Regions from separate parts of the Mus musculus genome. Here regions 1 and 2 are each linked to region 3. Evidence: chromatin loops called from intact Hi-C (ENCODE). Cell type or tissue: heart. All regions are shown on one strand.

What was found. A loop is a pair of places that touch in the nucleus more often than their neighbours do. Peaks named below come from ENCODE experiments on the same cell type or tissue, not always from the same donor. Only the 100,000 strongest peaks of a DNase experiment are listed, where the experiment ranks them.
Region 1: a loop joins it to region 3, with 4 times the contacts of the local background. A loop is called at or near these places in 2 of 42 quality-filtered maps.
Region 2: a loop joins it to region 3, with 2.7 times the contacts of the local background. A loop is called at or near these places in 14 of 42 quality-filtered maps.

The regions. Positions count from the first base shown.
Region 1 is chr13:67,498,091-67,503,090 of GRCm38, reverse strand. Zfp58 (zinc finger protein 58) reads left to right here and starts at 2,569. Exons shown (of 4, transcript NM_001007575.2): 1 at 2,569-2,720. In heart, no CTCF peak of the experiment used is centred here; a DNase peak (open chromatin) is centred at 2,540; H3K4me3 peaks cover 1,517 bases; H3K27ac peaks cover 827 bases.
Region 2 is chr13:67,812,035-67,817,034 of GRCm38, reverse strand. It overlaps Zfp273 (zinc finger protein 273), which reads right to left and starts at 3,219. Exons shown (of 4, transcript NM_198322.3): 1 at 3,139-3,219. The coding sequence starts at 3,144. All of the region lies in intron 2 of 4930525G20Rik (RIKEN cDNA 4930525G20 gene), which reads left to right. In heart, no CTCF peak of the experiment used is centred here; a DNase peak (open chromatin) is centred at 2,984; H3K4me3 peaks cover 1,138 bases; H3K27ac peaks cover 885 bases.
Region 3 is chr13:67,752,783-67,757,782 of GRCm38, reverse strand. Zfp85 (zinc finger protein 85) reads left to right here and starts at 2,581. Exons shown (of 4, transcript NM_001001130.3): 1 at 2,581-2,720. The coding sequence starts at 2,715. Zfp85os (zinc finger protein 85, opposite strand) reads right to left here. Exons shown (of 3, transcript NR_027969.1): 2 at 4,589-4,795; 3 at 945-3,204. In heart, no CTCF peak of the experiment used is centred here; a DNase peak (open chromatin) is centred at 2,752; H3K4me3 peaks cover 1,476 bases; H3K27ac peaks cover 965 bases.

The DNA of each region.
Region 1 (5,000 bases), 250 kb after region 3:
AGCCAATGGGGATAGCCTGTAAACCCCATATTTTCATGTTTTCTGCTTCTGTCCTTACTTCCAGGTTTTTTCCATATGACTTTCTACCCTGAATTCTGTCAATGATAGTTTGTATTCATTAGGGGCTTCTATTGTTGTTATAAAACATGATAACAAAAAAGCAACTTGAGAAAAGGGTTTATTTCAGCTTACACTCACAGATGAAGCCCATCACTCGGGGAAGTCAGCACAGGAAACTGGAGGCAGAAGCTGTGGAGGAATGCTACTTACTCGCTTCTTCAGCCTGCTTCCTGATACTGCTCAGAACCACCTTCATGGGTGAGGCCCTACTTCCCACTAACACATCAAGAATCAATCATTAATCAAGAAAATACCCTAGGAATCTAGATAGAAGTGTTTTCTCATTAGAGGTACCTCTTCCCAGATAACTACCCTATATTAAGCTGACCAAAAAACAAAAAAGAATCCACTCTTGATGTGGTCCATAACCTGTATGCCAAATAATCACTTTGGTGTTGACCAAGGTGCTTTTGGTCAGGGTATTCTTGATAGCAACAGAAAGGGAAACTGACACAGAGACTAGAAGAATGAAAAGGAAGGGTGCCTCTATTTACAAGGATGTATGTGATGAGGTGGCATATTTACAGTTTGTAGTGTGAACAAGATAACAAGTGGGGCATGCTTAAAAGCATTTCCCCTCTACCACTTACATCTGTAGAGCAGAAAACTGAGCTGGATCTTCTATGATGCCTTTTTTATTTCTTTGAATTAGAATGCTCACAAGCTAGACATTGCTAAATAAAAACTCAATTTAATCTTGTCCAAGAGAGAGAGAGACTTTCAGTATTATCAGCATGTGAAGCATAGGCAGATGACTTGGAACCAAGTAAAGAATAATCATCAAAGTAGTCCAGAAGGTGGACAGCTGTCTTAGTCAGGGTTTCTATTCCTGGACAAAACATCATGACCAAGAAGCAAGTTGGGGAGGAAAGGGTTTATTCAGCTTATACTTCCACATTGCTATTCATCACCAAAAGAAGTCAGGACTGGAACTCAAGCAGGTCAGGAAGCAGGAGCTGATGCAGAGGCCATGGAGGGATGTTCCTTACTGGCTTGCTTCCCCTGGCTTGCTCATCTTGCTTTTTTATAGAACCCAAGACTACCAGCTCAGGGATGCCACCACCCACAAGGGGCCTTTCCTCCTTGATCACTAATTGAGAAAATGCCTTACAGCTGGGTCTCATGGAGGCATTTCCTCAACTGAAGCTCCTTTTTCTGTGATAACTCCAGCTTGTGTCACGTTGACACAAAACCAGCCAGTACAACAGCCAAAAGGCACAAGTTCCATAGGTAAATAGGAAACATTCCATATATGCATACATGGATAGAAAACCTCTGCTTTGTAGAGAGGAACTTGGGAAATATTTGGATTATGTATAACGTCATATAATGCAGTCCATTGAACAACCTTTTAAAGGAGTTACCATTCTGAGCTAGATAAAACTACACAGTCAGGTCATGTGCCTCCCTGTAAAGGATACATTAATGAAGGGTCCTGCACAGCTCTGGGGTGGGGGATCCTTGTTAGTTCATATTGTTGTTCCTCCTATAGGGTTGCAGACCCCTTTAGCTCCTTGGCTACTTTCTCTAGCTCCTTCATTAGGTGCCCTGTGGTCTATCCAATAGATGACTGGGAGCATCCACTTCTGTATTTGCCAGGCATTGGCATAGCCTCACAAGAGATTGCTATATCAGGGTCCTGTCAGCAAAATCTTTCTGGCATATGCAATAGTGTCTGGGTTTGGTGGTTGTATATGGGATGGATCCCCAGGTGGGGCAGTCTCTGGATGGTCTTTCCTTTCATCTCAAGAGCTGAACTTAACTTTGTTCAATTATTAAAACCACCTGTGTGGTCTTGGCCCACTTCCTGTACTGTATGGGTTCCAATGTTCACAGGAATAGTTTTACCAGTTGTAGAATCTGATATATATATGACTCACACCGGGTATCAGTACAGAAGAACAAGAATTATTTATGTAGCATAGTGTTGAGCCAAAGCCATTACACCCAAAGGCTTTTACCTTAAACTAGCTCCCTATCCATCTTATTTAGAAATAAGGTCTCTATAAATAGCCCAATCCAACCTTGGATCCTGGGTCCTTCTTCCATAAGCCACCAGGCAGCTAAGAGCATAATAAGGCACATCAATGCTGGTTTGAAAAATCATCTTTAAAAGATATTTTTTTATTCCCACACTAGTGATTGCTTCGTCGTGCTGATTTTTTTTTTCAAGGAGTAGTAAGATTAAAATCACAACACATGGACAGGAAAGGACCTGAAACCCTAATATTTCTGTCAAAGGCTCGACTCATATTCATATATCTCATGTTGTGGATCTGGAGATGAAAACCAGCCTGACTTCCCAATGGCTGTCAAGCATAGTAGGCTTCTTTCTCTCATACACTCCTGTGGGTTGCCAGTGACAAATCCAGGAACAGCCCTAGCTGATTTCCGGGAAATTCTTCGCACAGACTTGTGGGAATTGTAGTCTGGCCACTGTGTCGTCACAGGGACCTGCTCCGGAAACAGTATTTAATTGAGTCTGAAAGTGTGCTGTTTCTCCAAAGTTGGGTGAGAGTGCTGTCCTGCTCAGCTCTCGAGTTGCATCGCTGACGTAGAGGTTGGTCCAGGGAGCAGCGCAGCCTGAGGCATTGTTCGAGGTGCGGGGATCCATCTGGCAGCGAGTAGAGCAGCGATGGGTGGGAGGTCGGGAGAAACTGACCTGCGCTGTCCTTACATTCTGGTCCATAAAGATACTGGTCAGGGCTGGGGAGAGGGCGTGTCTGACGGTGCCCTGATTGATGTTTGTCAGAACTCTGAGCACAACGCGAGTCTACCGTGGGCTTCTGGGACAGGAGTGCAGGATGGTTGCACGGGAGTGGGGTATGGTGTAAAGATCAGGCTTGGTGGGTCAGCTGACGAACTTGCATCTCAGGCGGTGCTGAGAGCTCACTTTCCCGCTTGGCTGGGGAGACTTTGTTACTAGCTGAACCTCACTCTCAGATGAATCTTGAGGTTTTCTCAGTTCATCTAAAATAGGTGGGTTTTCTGCCTCTCGAGCGTTTCACAGCACGCCGGTATGATCAAGGATTGTCATCGTTTTTCTCGGCCAGTCGGTGAATTAAACGGGTAAGAAAAAAATCAGAGACACAACAGGTCGTAGCTGGGAAATTCTGGGGCACCGTGGACAAATCTACCAGAATCACCTGATAAAGAAAAGCTTTGACTAGGGCTGAGGGAAAACAGGTGCGGTGGGCACATGGAGAGAAGCAACCACTGGCAGGCAGAGTGAGGGGTGGGGAAGCTGATGTCCCGCTTCACCTTCAGGGCTGGCGTTTCTTAAGCCTTTGAAGGGTTCCATCCCTAAGTTTTGGTTGATTACTTTTCAAGAAAGACAGGATGTCTACTTGGCCCACAACTGTTGTACAAACATTCTTCGATCTGGTCTTGAACTTGAGCCAGTCCATTAGCAGGGACCCCCGGAGCAGTGGGGGGAAAGCTCACCTTGTTTTAGGCTGCTAAGCGTTTGTGTGAGGTCAGCAGGGTGAGGGAGAACTTAAAGAACGTTATGCATTTATGTAATTTAAGGTAAACGGACCTCATTCCCATTCTGGAATTCTCCTTGTCTGAAGCAGCCACAGTGGTTTACACCCCTCCCTTGCTTTTCTGCCTCTTGCATGGCTTCTCCTTCCTTACACTGCACATCAAAGTGTGTAGAATGCATCTCTAGTTAGCCAAAACAGAAACCCTGCTCCTGCTCCTCACGTGGGGAATGAGAGCCAGATTTACATGTGGCATCAACCAGTGTACTGGCTAGTTTTGTGTCAACTTGACACAGGCTGGAGTTATCACAGAGAAAGGAGCTTCAGTTGGGGAAATGCCTCCACAAGATCCAGTTATAAGGCATTTTCTCAATGACTGCAACTTTTAAAGCCCCATAAGACAGAGTAATGAAAATCTGTGTTTCTCAAGTTTATCTCATGCATACGTATTTGGTTTCTATTCAATTCTGTCCAAATAACATCTGTAATTTTTCTCAATGGCCTCTGACATCATCACTTAGACGACCAAGACCTGGACGCCATTATCCAGCATACTTCCCCTTCCGAGTTAGTGATCAAGGGGGGAGGGTCCCTTGTGGGTGGTGCCATCTCTAGGCTGGTAGTCTTGGTTCTATGAGAGAGCAGGCTGAGCATGCCAGGGGAGGCAAGCCAGTAAAAAAAAAAAAGTCCCCCCATGGCCTCTGCATCAGCTCCTGCTTCCTGACCTGCTTGAGTTCCAGTCCTGACTTCCTTTGGTGATGAACAGCAGTGTGGAAGTGTAAGCTGAATAAACCCTTCCTCCCCAACTTGCTTCTTGGTCATGATGTTTTGTCCAGGAATAGAAACCCTGACTAAGACAACCAGTAAAACAACATGTCATTCCTTCCTCTTGGGAAAGTAGGTTCCATTGGGAACCTTCCGTTGGGACGTTAGTGCCCTGTAGTGTCCAGTCCCACCTGGTTCTTCTAGAATCTTTTTGGTGTATGCTAACATGTGCAAGTGACGGCTTGACAAGTGGCATTACTGGTTTGCTTGCTACTAACCTTGCTGTGTAACACAGGCCATTCTTGGAAACTCGGAAGGGGAAGTATGCTGGATAATGGCGTCCAGGTCTTGGTCGTCTAAGTGATGATGTCAGAGGCCATTGAGAAAAATTACAGATGTTATTTGGACAGAATTGAATAGAAACCAAATACGTATGCATGAGATAAACTTGAGAAACACAGATTTTCATTACTCTGTCTTATGGGGCTTTAAAAGTTGCAGTCATTGGGTTCATTCAAAATTGTTTTCAAATGCAATGACATACATTGAGGTGTAAAGTGTGTGTCCAGATGGGCTGGCCATCTCCTTAAACCCTACATCCTGTTGCTCATTTCTTTGTGGTATCCACATAAG
Region 2 (5,000 bases), 59 kb before region 3:
ATAGGCTCTCTTCATGGTACCAAGCCTCAAATCCTTTGCATGACCCCTGCAGTCCTGGGCCATCAACTACAGCTGAGGCTATACCTTCTCCAATGGCCTTCCATGACTTCTCACAGTGCCAAGTCTCAGTTGTTCTTCATGACACCTTCATGCCTTCAAAACCAGTACCACCTGGGTGACTCTTACACATTACCAAGCCCAGCCGCAGCACGAGGTACAACCTTGGCTATCTCTGGAACACAGCGGCTTTGTGCTCCCAGATTTCACCTCAGTGATACTGGTCTCTTCTTAATCACTGCTAATTTCTTAGCTCCAGCTAACCAGTAGTTCCTTCCATTCTTAACTCTAGAGGCAGAGCCACATGGCTGAAGCTGTGGGAGTTCTGCTGCTTGCAGGAACTAGAACATGACCTGCGTGTACTATTACATTGTCACTGGCTTTCTGTTTCCCAAATCCTTCACTGCCTAAACTTGACTATCCTGGATCTTGTTCTGTAGGTTGACCTTGAATGCAGAGATCATTGTGCCTGTCTCCTGGGATTAAAAGTGTGTACCACCATGCCTGGACCTAAATTTAGCTGGGTAGGATCTTGCCCCAAAGTCCCACTCCCTTAATCTGTTATTTCCTAGAACACAGGATTTTGCTCCATTTCACTTCCTGGTACCCCTTAATACTCGAACCATATATTTTATATTTTTCCTTTCTAAGTTTGCTATGCTTGTTCAAACTTCTCTTTGTGAGACTTAACCAGAGAACAAAGTCTCTGCTGGACTTTTTTGAAACTTCCTTTGTCAATGCAATTAATGCAATTAATCCAAGTCTCTTCACCTTAGCCTCAGGCAGACTTTTCAGACAAGGGCAAAAAGTAGCCACATTCTTCACCAAAATACCACAAAAACAGTCTTTATGCCACATACTGAAATACTTCTCCTTTGAAATCTCTTGGGCCAGGTCAACACAGTTCAAATTACTCACAGCAACAAAGTCTTCCATATTCCTACCATAATGATCCATTAAGCCCCATTTAAAGCAATCCACTCTGTTCCAAATCCAAAGTCCCAAAATCCACATTCTTTTAAATAAAAGCATGGTCAGGCCTATCACAGCAATACCCCACTCCTGGTACCAACTTCTGTCTTAGGGTTTTACTGCTGTGATCAGACACCATGACCAAGGCAAGTCTTATAAAAACAACATTTACTTGGGGCTGGCCTACAGGTTCAGAGGTTCAGTTCATAATCATCAAGGTGGGAGCATGGCAGTATCCAGGCAGGCATGGCACAGGCAGAGCTGAGAGTTCTACATCTTCATCCAAAGGTTGCGGGTGGAAGACTGACTTCCAGGCAACTAGAGTGAGTGTCTTAAGCCCACACCCACAGTGACACACCTACTCCAACCAGGTCACACCTATTCCAACAAGGCCACACCTCCAAATGGTGCCACTCCCTGATCCAAGAATATACAAATGATGACAGTGGCATTGACTAGAATGTGTCCATATTATTTTAATATAGTTAGATAATACATAGAGGGCTGGTGAGATGGCTCAGTGGGTAAGAGTACCTGACTGCTCTTCCGATGGTCCGAAGTTCAAATCCCAGCAACCACATGGTGGCTCACAACCATATATAATGAGATCTGACTCTCTCTTCTGGAGTGTATGAAGACAGCTACAGTGTACTTACATATAATAAAAATAAATACATCTTAAAAAAATACATAGAAAATACTAGTATTTACGATAATGTAGTTTAAACCCATGCTTCTTAGGTATAGATTTTAATGCTGTAAGTCAGTCTCCAGCATACAAATCAATTTGACTGGTGTGGCAAAAACAGCACAAATGGCAGGGTGAGGAGACACGTGTATACAAAGGACGGGATGAGCAGCCAGCTGTTTACAATCACAGTTCCATGAGTGAGCCACAGCTCTTCAACTTCATCTCTCAATCTTTCCACAAGAAAACAAATTTCTTACATCGCAGTCTCTGGTGCAATTTTATGAGTTAATATCTTCTAGTATTTTCCAGTCTGTACTATAGGATCAGTGATAGCTGGGAAGGTACAAAGCTCAGAGCGCCCCCTCTATGAGGTTTTGGTTTTGGTTTTGTTTTTTTGTTTTTTGTTTTTTGTTTTTTTTGTTTTTGTTTTTGTTTTTTGTTTTTTTTTTGCCTCATACAGGTGTGTGAATGTGAGGGTTCTGTCACAGTGGGTAAAGGAGTGATTCCTATCCAAAGTGAGCCGCCCTGAAAACTAACAATTTATCACAAAGAAAACGGGACGAACATCCCATACACCAAACTCCCCCGCAGAACTCCCTGTCCTGGAAACTATGAGCCACACGAACTCAAAACCAGAGTCCTGGGCCTGTCATAGAATATGGGAGGGCTCAGAAAAACCCACTTGCTCTAGATTTCCTGAGGGATCTGACAATAGCAATGTGAAAGCTAGTAACAGCAAGCTTCCCCAGCCAAGGGGCTGTGTGCGCTCTCATCATAGCCTGCTTCCGCACGATCAGCCAAGCCACCCTGCTCTAGCCATGTGGTGTGTCTCAGTGTAGCTCCTTGCTCCATTATCATAAGGTAAAATTGTGTCAATGTGCATTTTCCCTCCTGCCATACGATTCTAGGTACACCTGAGCTTTTAAAGTCACAACATATCGATCAAAGTAAGACGTAAACTCAATACACAGTGACATTGAAAGGTGGAATCATATTCCTACAACAACCTCTTTAAATCTGGTATTTTAAAAGTAGCCTAAAGGTATTGAAAAGCCTTGGGCAATAGCGCTCTTTTGGAGATCTTCGCATAGACTTGTGGGAAATGCAGTCCCTCTAATCATGACGTCACTAGACAGGATTCAAGCTTTCCGATCTCCATTCTTGCACTAGCAGGCCACCTCTCAGGTCCCTGAAACACATGATTGACTCTGGCAGTCGCTCCGTCCTAACAGAGCATTCGCTCCTGGCACCGTGCGTGCGCCCCACCCCTGCACTCTGGCCAAGCCTAGATCTGCATTGCACATCCAAGTGGGCTTCTCTCCGCCTCCCGCCCAGCCCTCACCGGCTCCCTGCACGCCGGACCCGCCCAACCTCAGAGTTCATGAGGTTTGCAAGTCTAGGCTGCACCCGGGACCAACCTCCATGTTAAGCGCGAAGAACAAGCCACACTGTCCGAACTTTGAGAACGCCGCAGAGTTTGGAGAATCACAAATGCAAAATGAACCCGGAAGCACAGAGAGCAGAGTCCTGTCTAGCGGGGTCATGCAGAGAGAAACTACATTTCCCAGAAGTCTATGCGAAGGACTGCCCTGAACCAAAGAAGTCAGAGGGTTTATAGGTCATGGATTGTATTTAACTGGAATTAGGCTCCTTTAAAAATCCCAAATTTACAAAGGGCAATTTGCGAATATGAGTGCAGCCTTTTACAGTAATGTGTATTAAGTTTACTTCTTACTCTGATCAATGCTGTGTCTTAAAAAGCTCAGGGGTTTGAGACAGAAGAATCACAAGTCTATGTCCCAAATTACACACTACCAAAAGAGATGGGGGGCTACTCACTGGTGAAGCACTTGCCTGGAGTAAAGGAGGCCTAGGTTTAACATCCATTATGACACTAAATCAAAGAGGAGAACAAAAACAAAAAACAGAACAATTTTGGTGTGTACACTGAAATCCACAGTTTGGGGCGGATATGGGCTAGGAAACACAGATATCTCTTACCGATAAGCCCCAGAAACCCTTTGAGATTTTCTTCTGTCCTTAGTCCCTTGTCCACACGTTCCTCAATTAATCCGTGTAAACAATTTAATATTTGAGAGAGCTGTGCCAGAGCTTTACCGGATTCTCTTTCACAATCTCACACAACTATTCACCACCAGATGTTCTTCCAGCTCCTGGCTCTACTCTCAATGGGAGGAAAACTGATCTTGGGCTCAATATGGCCAGTGAACTGACTCTTGACACACTATTCATCACTCATCATAGGATTTCTATCATAAGAGATTGCCGCGGAGCACCACAGTCAAGTATGAGGGTCCCTGGAATGAGGGTCCTTGAAGCTAGGTGGATAAGGTTTTGACAGTGACAAATAGAAACAAACACATAGGCAGTTTGAATCTGAGTGTATTCTGCAGCTCTCAAGCAGGAGATATTATACATTAAAAAACTAAACATTACATCTCTTAGAAACTACATCCAAATGAAACATTCACAGATACCAACAAAAATCATTTGGCACAGTAAAGTAGAAAAATCATCCAAGCATTACAACTCTGAAACCATGTATTCAGTGCATTGCAAACAGAACAGGTAACATCATCATAAATCATCAAAATATAACAATTCTAAAAGGATGTATCCAGTGGGGGCTGCCGTCCAAAGCTAGTGGCATATTTCTAGGAGCAGGTTAATAAATCTTTAATGATCAGTGCTAAACTAACTTTCCAGCCCCATGGAATTATTTAACATCTAGTGCCTGATTTTTTATAATCTTCAGTGTATAAATTTAAACTACTTTAATTCTTCCTAATTAAGGCTTTCTTTAACATATACCAAAATCCACCTCCGATGACACATGTGTAGCCATATGAAATTTTATTGTTGGGAAAGTTTTTATCATAATAATTTTGTAAATGATTTAGAAAGTAAAGTGTTGGTTTCCCTGGGGTTAAGGTCATGTTAGTGGCCCAATCTCTAGGGATTATTTCTTACCCATTATTCTCACTTAAGATCTTGGCCTAGGCTACCAGGAACATATAAATAAGAAAAGGAATAAGAGAAAACAAAACAGATAGATTGACATGAGAACTACGACTCAAAATTTTTTCTCTGGTGAAGAGTTCAACAACTGGTTCCAGGAGGCCTCCCCCTTTTGAGGTCAATTGCCTTAGTCTGTGGAACTTGTAACACAGATCCTACTGGAGGTGGTGTGGCAAGAGGTCTGCTCTCCCAAAATGCCACCTGAACCTCCCTCACACTCCTTGCTGGCTAGTGAGACCAG
Region 3 (5,000 bases):
GAAGCACTATGTCCAAAAGCAAGTTGGGGAAGAAAGGGTTTATTTGGCTAAAAATTCCATATCACTGTTCATGATCAAAGGAGTCAGGATAGGAACCTCAAGGTTGGAGTAGATGCAGAAGCCATGGAGGAGTGCTCCTGACTGGCTTGCTCAGCATGGCTTACTCAGCCTGTTTTCATATAGAACATGGGACCACTAGCCCAGGGATGACAGCATCTATAAGGATACACCCTCAGAGTTAATCACTAAAACAATGCTCTGCAGCTGGATCTTATGGAGACATTTTCTCAAGGTCCCTTCCTTTTGAGTTAACGTAAGACTAGCCAGCACAGGAGACACCAGACTGTTTGGACTGCTGGGTCTCCCTCCTCCTTAGCTGAAATTCTGTGTTTTTAAGCAAGGCTCCTCTGTTTAGTTATCCAGTCAATGACTCAGAGGCTGAATAAAATCCTAAGAAAGATTCCTAGACTCTCTCTGTTCTGGGCCCTGTGGGGGAGGAGTAGATTCCCCTGTCTTATAGTCCCCACATTGAACCATTCCAGGACCATCAGTGTCTGAAGGGATCCAGCATCTACAGTCCCAAGAATCACTTGGACCTACCTCATCTTCACATAGGAGCGGGATGGATTCTGTCCTGCTTTAACCGAGTCCCACCCCAGTCATCTCCCCTCTTGTGAAAGGATTGTTCGACCCTGAAGGGGGACATAACCCACAGGTTAAAACTCATTGTTTTATAGGATTTGAGAAGACGGTGTGGTCCAGATGAAAGGTGTATCTTCCCAGCTCAAGGTTGGGATCAAAGTCATGTGCCTCCCTATCTCAAAAGACTGGACTAGAAGCGAAACCACTGACTTCAAACCAAGCAGAAAAATCCCTCACAGGGTATCCTCCATTTCCGGAATCCAGTTAATTCCAGAAAGTAGTCAAGTGTCAAGAATAGCAATCACGGGGACAAGAGGGTTTATTTGGTTTACATATCCTGGACTACTGTCCATTGGAGAAAGCCAAGACAGAACCTCAAACAGGGCAGGAATCTGGAAGCAGGAGCAGATGCAAGGCCATGGAGAGGTGTTGCTTACTCAGCCTGATTCTTAGAGAACCCAGGACCCCAGCCCAAGGTTGGCACCACCCACAACATCCTAGGCCCTCCTACATCTATTACTTATTGTGAAGATGAAATGCCCTACAGGCTTGCCCACAGCCCAACCATATAGAGGCTTTTTCTCACTGAGGCTTCCTCCTCTGATGACTTTAGCTTGTGTCAAATTGATATAAAACCCAGCACAATTTCTTTCTGGTGATGAAACAAAAAAAGAACAATCTGATCTTCCCACTCTCTCATCCAAGAAGTAATCTCATTGTGAATCAGTGACCATGGCACGAAAACAAACTCTTTCCTCTCGTGGGGTTTATCGTTGGGTCTCAGATGTTACCAGTACAGGAATACATACACACGAGATAGGGAGTCCCATCACTCCGTGGTGTCAGTCCAGCCCCTTTCTTGCAATGAGTTCATTCTGTATGATCAGGAACATATTTCTGATACCTTTGTATTAAAGGAAGATTCATTCCTGTGTTATGAGATGAGGGAATAGAGTGAACTTCAAGCAAAAAACAAAACAAAACAAAAGAACCTTTAAGTACTTCCACATGAATGGGAGTAATGTAAGGAGTCCAGAAAGAGACTGGAAGTTGAATAGGGCAGATCCGAAGTAATACAGAGAGAAATCTTATGATGAGTGTTGGATAGTGGGTCAGGAGTCAGTTCACACACCATACTGATTCCAAGACCAGTTTTCCTCTAACTGGGAGAGGAGCCAGGAAGAACATTTGGTGGTGAATAGTTGTATGAGATTGTGAAAGAGAATCTGGTGAAGCTCTCTCAAATGTTAAATTGTTTACACGGATATCGGAGGAACGTGTGGACAAGGGGACTAAGGACAGATGAAAATCTCAAAGGGTTTCTGGGACTTATAGGTAAGAGACATCTGTGTTCCCTAGTCCACGCCCCAAACCGTGGATTTCAGTGTACACATCAAATCTGTTCGGTTATTTTTTTTTCCTCTTTGATTTAGTGTCATAATGGGTATTAAACCAAGGCCTCCTTCACTCCAGGCAAGTGCTTCACCAGTGAGTAGCCCCCATCTCTTTTGGTACTGTGTAATTTGGGACATAGACTTGTGATTCTTCTGTCTCAAACCCCAGAGTAGCTGAGATTTCAGAATATTTCCAGGAAACTTGGTTTCAAAAACTATCCTAAAGAGTTTGTGGTGTGCCCTAAAGTAGCTTCTTGCTCCGTTATTTTAAAGTAAAATTGACTCAATGTGATTTTTTTTCTGCCCCCCATAAGATTCTAGGAACCCCTGAGCTTTTTAAGTCACAGCATTGATCAGAGTAAGAAGTAAATCTAATACATATTACCGTTAAAGGCTGGACTCATATTCTCAAAATGCCCTTTGTAAATTTGGGATTTTTAAAAGCAGCCTAATTCCAGTTACATACAATCCATGCGCTTTAAATTCTTTGCCTTCTTTGGTTCCGGGTAGTCCTTCGCGTAGACTTCTGGGAAATGTAGTCTCTCTCTCTCTTTCTGTATGACCCCGCTAGACAGGACTCTGCTCTCTGTGCTTCCGGGTTCTTTTTACGTTTGTGATTCTCCAAACTCTGCGGTGTTCTCAAAGTTGGGACAGTGTGGCTTGTTCTTCGCGCTTAACATGAAGGTTGGTCCCGGGTGCAGCCTAGACTTGCAAATCCAGGAACTCTGCGGGTAGGCGGGTCCGGCGTGCAGGGAGCGGGGGAGGGCTGGGCAGGAGGCGGAGAGAAGCCCATTTGGATGTGCAGTGCAGATCTAGGCTTAGGGGTGGCTTGGCTGACCATGCCAGAGACAGGCTGTGATGAAAGCTCACACAGCACCTTGGCTGGGGAAGCTTGCTGTTACTAGCTTTCACATTGCTGTTGTCAGATCCCTCAGGAAATCTAGAGCAAGTGGGTTTTTCTGAGCCCTCCCATATTCTATGACAGGCCCAGGACTCTTGTTTTGAGTTCGTGTGGCTCATAGTTTCCAGGACAGTGAGTTCTGGCGGGGGAGTTTGGTGTATGGGATGTTCGTCCCGTTTTCTTTGTGATAAATTGTTTTCAGGGCGGCTCACTTTGGATAGGAATCACTCCTTTACCCACTGTGACAGAACCCTCACATTCACACACCTGTATGAGGCAAAAAAAAAAAAAAAAAAAAATTCTCATCGAGGGGGCACTCTGAGCTTTGTACCTTCCCAGCTATCACTGATCCTACAACACTGCAGAGTGGAAAATACTAGAGAATATTACCACATACAATTGCACCAGAGACTGCGATGTCAGAAATTTGGACTCCTTTTGTGAAAGGAGAGATAAGTTGCCCAGGTATTTGTATTGTGTGGAAAGATTGAGAGATGGGGTTGAAGAAATGTGGCTCACTAAAGGTCTTGTGATTGTATACAACAGTCTGCTCCCCATGGCATTTGTATACAGCCAGCTGCTCACCCCGTGCTTTGTATACAGCCTTTGCTCACTCTGTCCTTTGTGCTGTTTTTGCCACACTTCAGTCAAATTGATTTGTGTGCTGGAGACTGACTTACAGCATTCAAATCTATACCTAAGAAGCATGGGCTTTAAACTACATTATCATAATACCAGTATTTTCTATGTATTATCTAACTATAATTACAATAATATGGACACTTTCTAGTCAATGCCATTAATGTTCAGGAAACTAAGAACATGTCATTTTACATTTTATGGTGTGAAAAGTACATTTTCTTGTACCTTAGATCCCGTTTCTTAGAAGGTAGAGGTGATACAGCAAAATGCTTATATCACAGGTCACACATGCATGCATTTAATATATACATATACACATTTATATTTAATATATTTATCAAACAGACCTATTTAAAAGAAAATGTCAAATTTAAGGTTACGTGTGCTACCTAAGATTATCAAAAATAATTTATTTTTTAAATAGAGGCACTTGTTTCTCTAGCAAAGGAACATTGTTCAGCCCCCACCAGGCACACAGTGGTTCATAATTGTCTATAACTGCAGTTCCAGGGAACCAATAACATCTTCTGGTCTCCAGGGTAACCATGTGGTGCACCATCATACAAGATGGCAACAACATATGCACAAAAATAAAAATAAATGACTTAAAAAGTTAAACATCACGAGGCCTAGAGAGTTAGCTCTGGGGTTGAGAGCTCTTGTGGTTTTTGTCTAAGTTTGCATATAATATATAGTGTATAAGTTTCAGTAAGTATAAAATAATATGATTTCATGAGGTTTGGTATTCGTTTTCCTTATCTCGCCCTTCCTCTCCATCTGTATGGACCTCCTTTCTTCTTGCCAATTGAAACCCCCTCCAGGTTTATTCTACCCTTTCTCCATCTGTGTTGACCTCCCACCATTTTCCCAGTTGACCCCCCTTCCCCGTAGGTTTTCCCTTTCCCACTTCAGATCACCTGTGTCCTGCTACGCATTTCTCATGCCCCTCCCCACATGCTCCCTTTATACTTCCCTGATTTCCATGGTTACTTCATGCTATATTACTCACATCTGAAAATTTGGAGCTAGAAAGAACTGCTGCAGACTGCTCAGGGAACACCCGTGACTTTGCATTGTGCCGTCATCATCAGGAAATCTTTTGACAGGCTGCAGAAGGTCTTGCAAAGCAAGGAAAGTAGAGGCGCTACATTGGTTCACATGTATATGCACTTATGTGCAGCGTAGTCCAGTTGAGCCTCAGAACAGGGGGGATTGTCTGTGACAATATGAATGGGATTATTACTTCAGACCTGGAAAGGCAAGTAAAAGATGATCTTAGCCATAGAGAGACTCCAAAGAAATAAATCTCACAGAATTTGGAAATAACACAGGTGTCTCCAATGGGCCAGTGATCTGAGGGAGAGAGGCACAGGAAGTATTGGCCAGCGTGTGCACAATGGAGTCAGGTAGGAGTATGACAC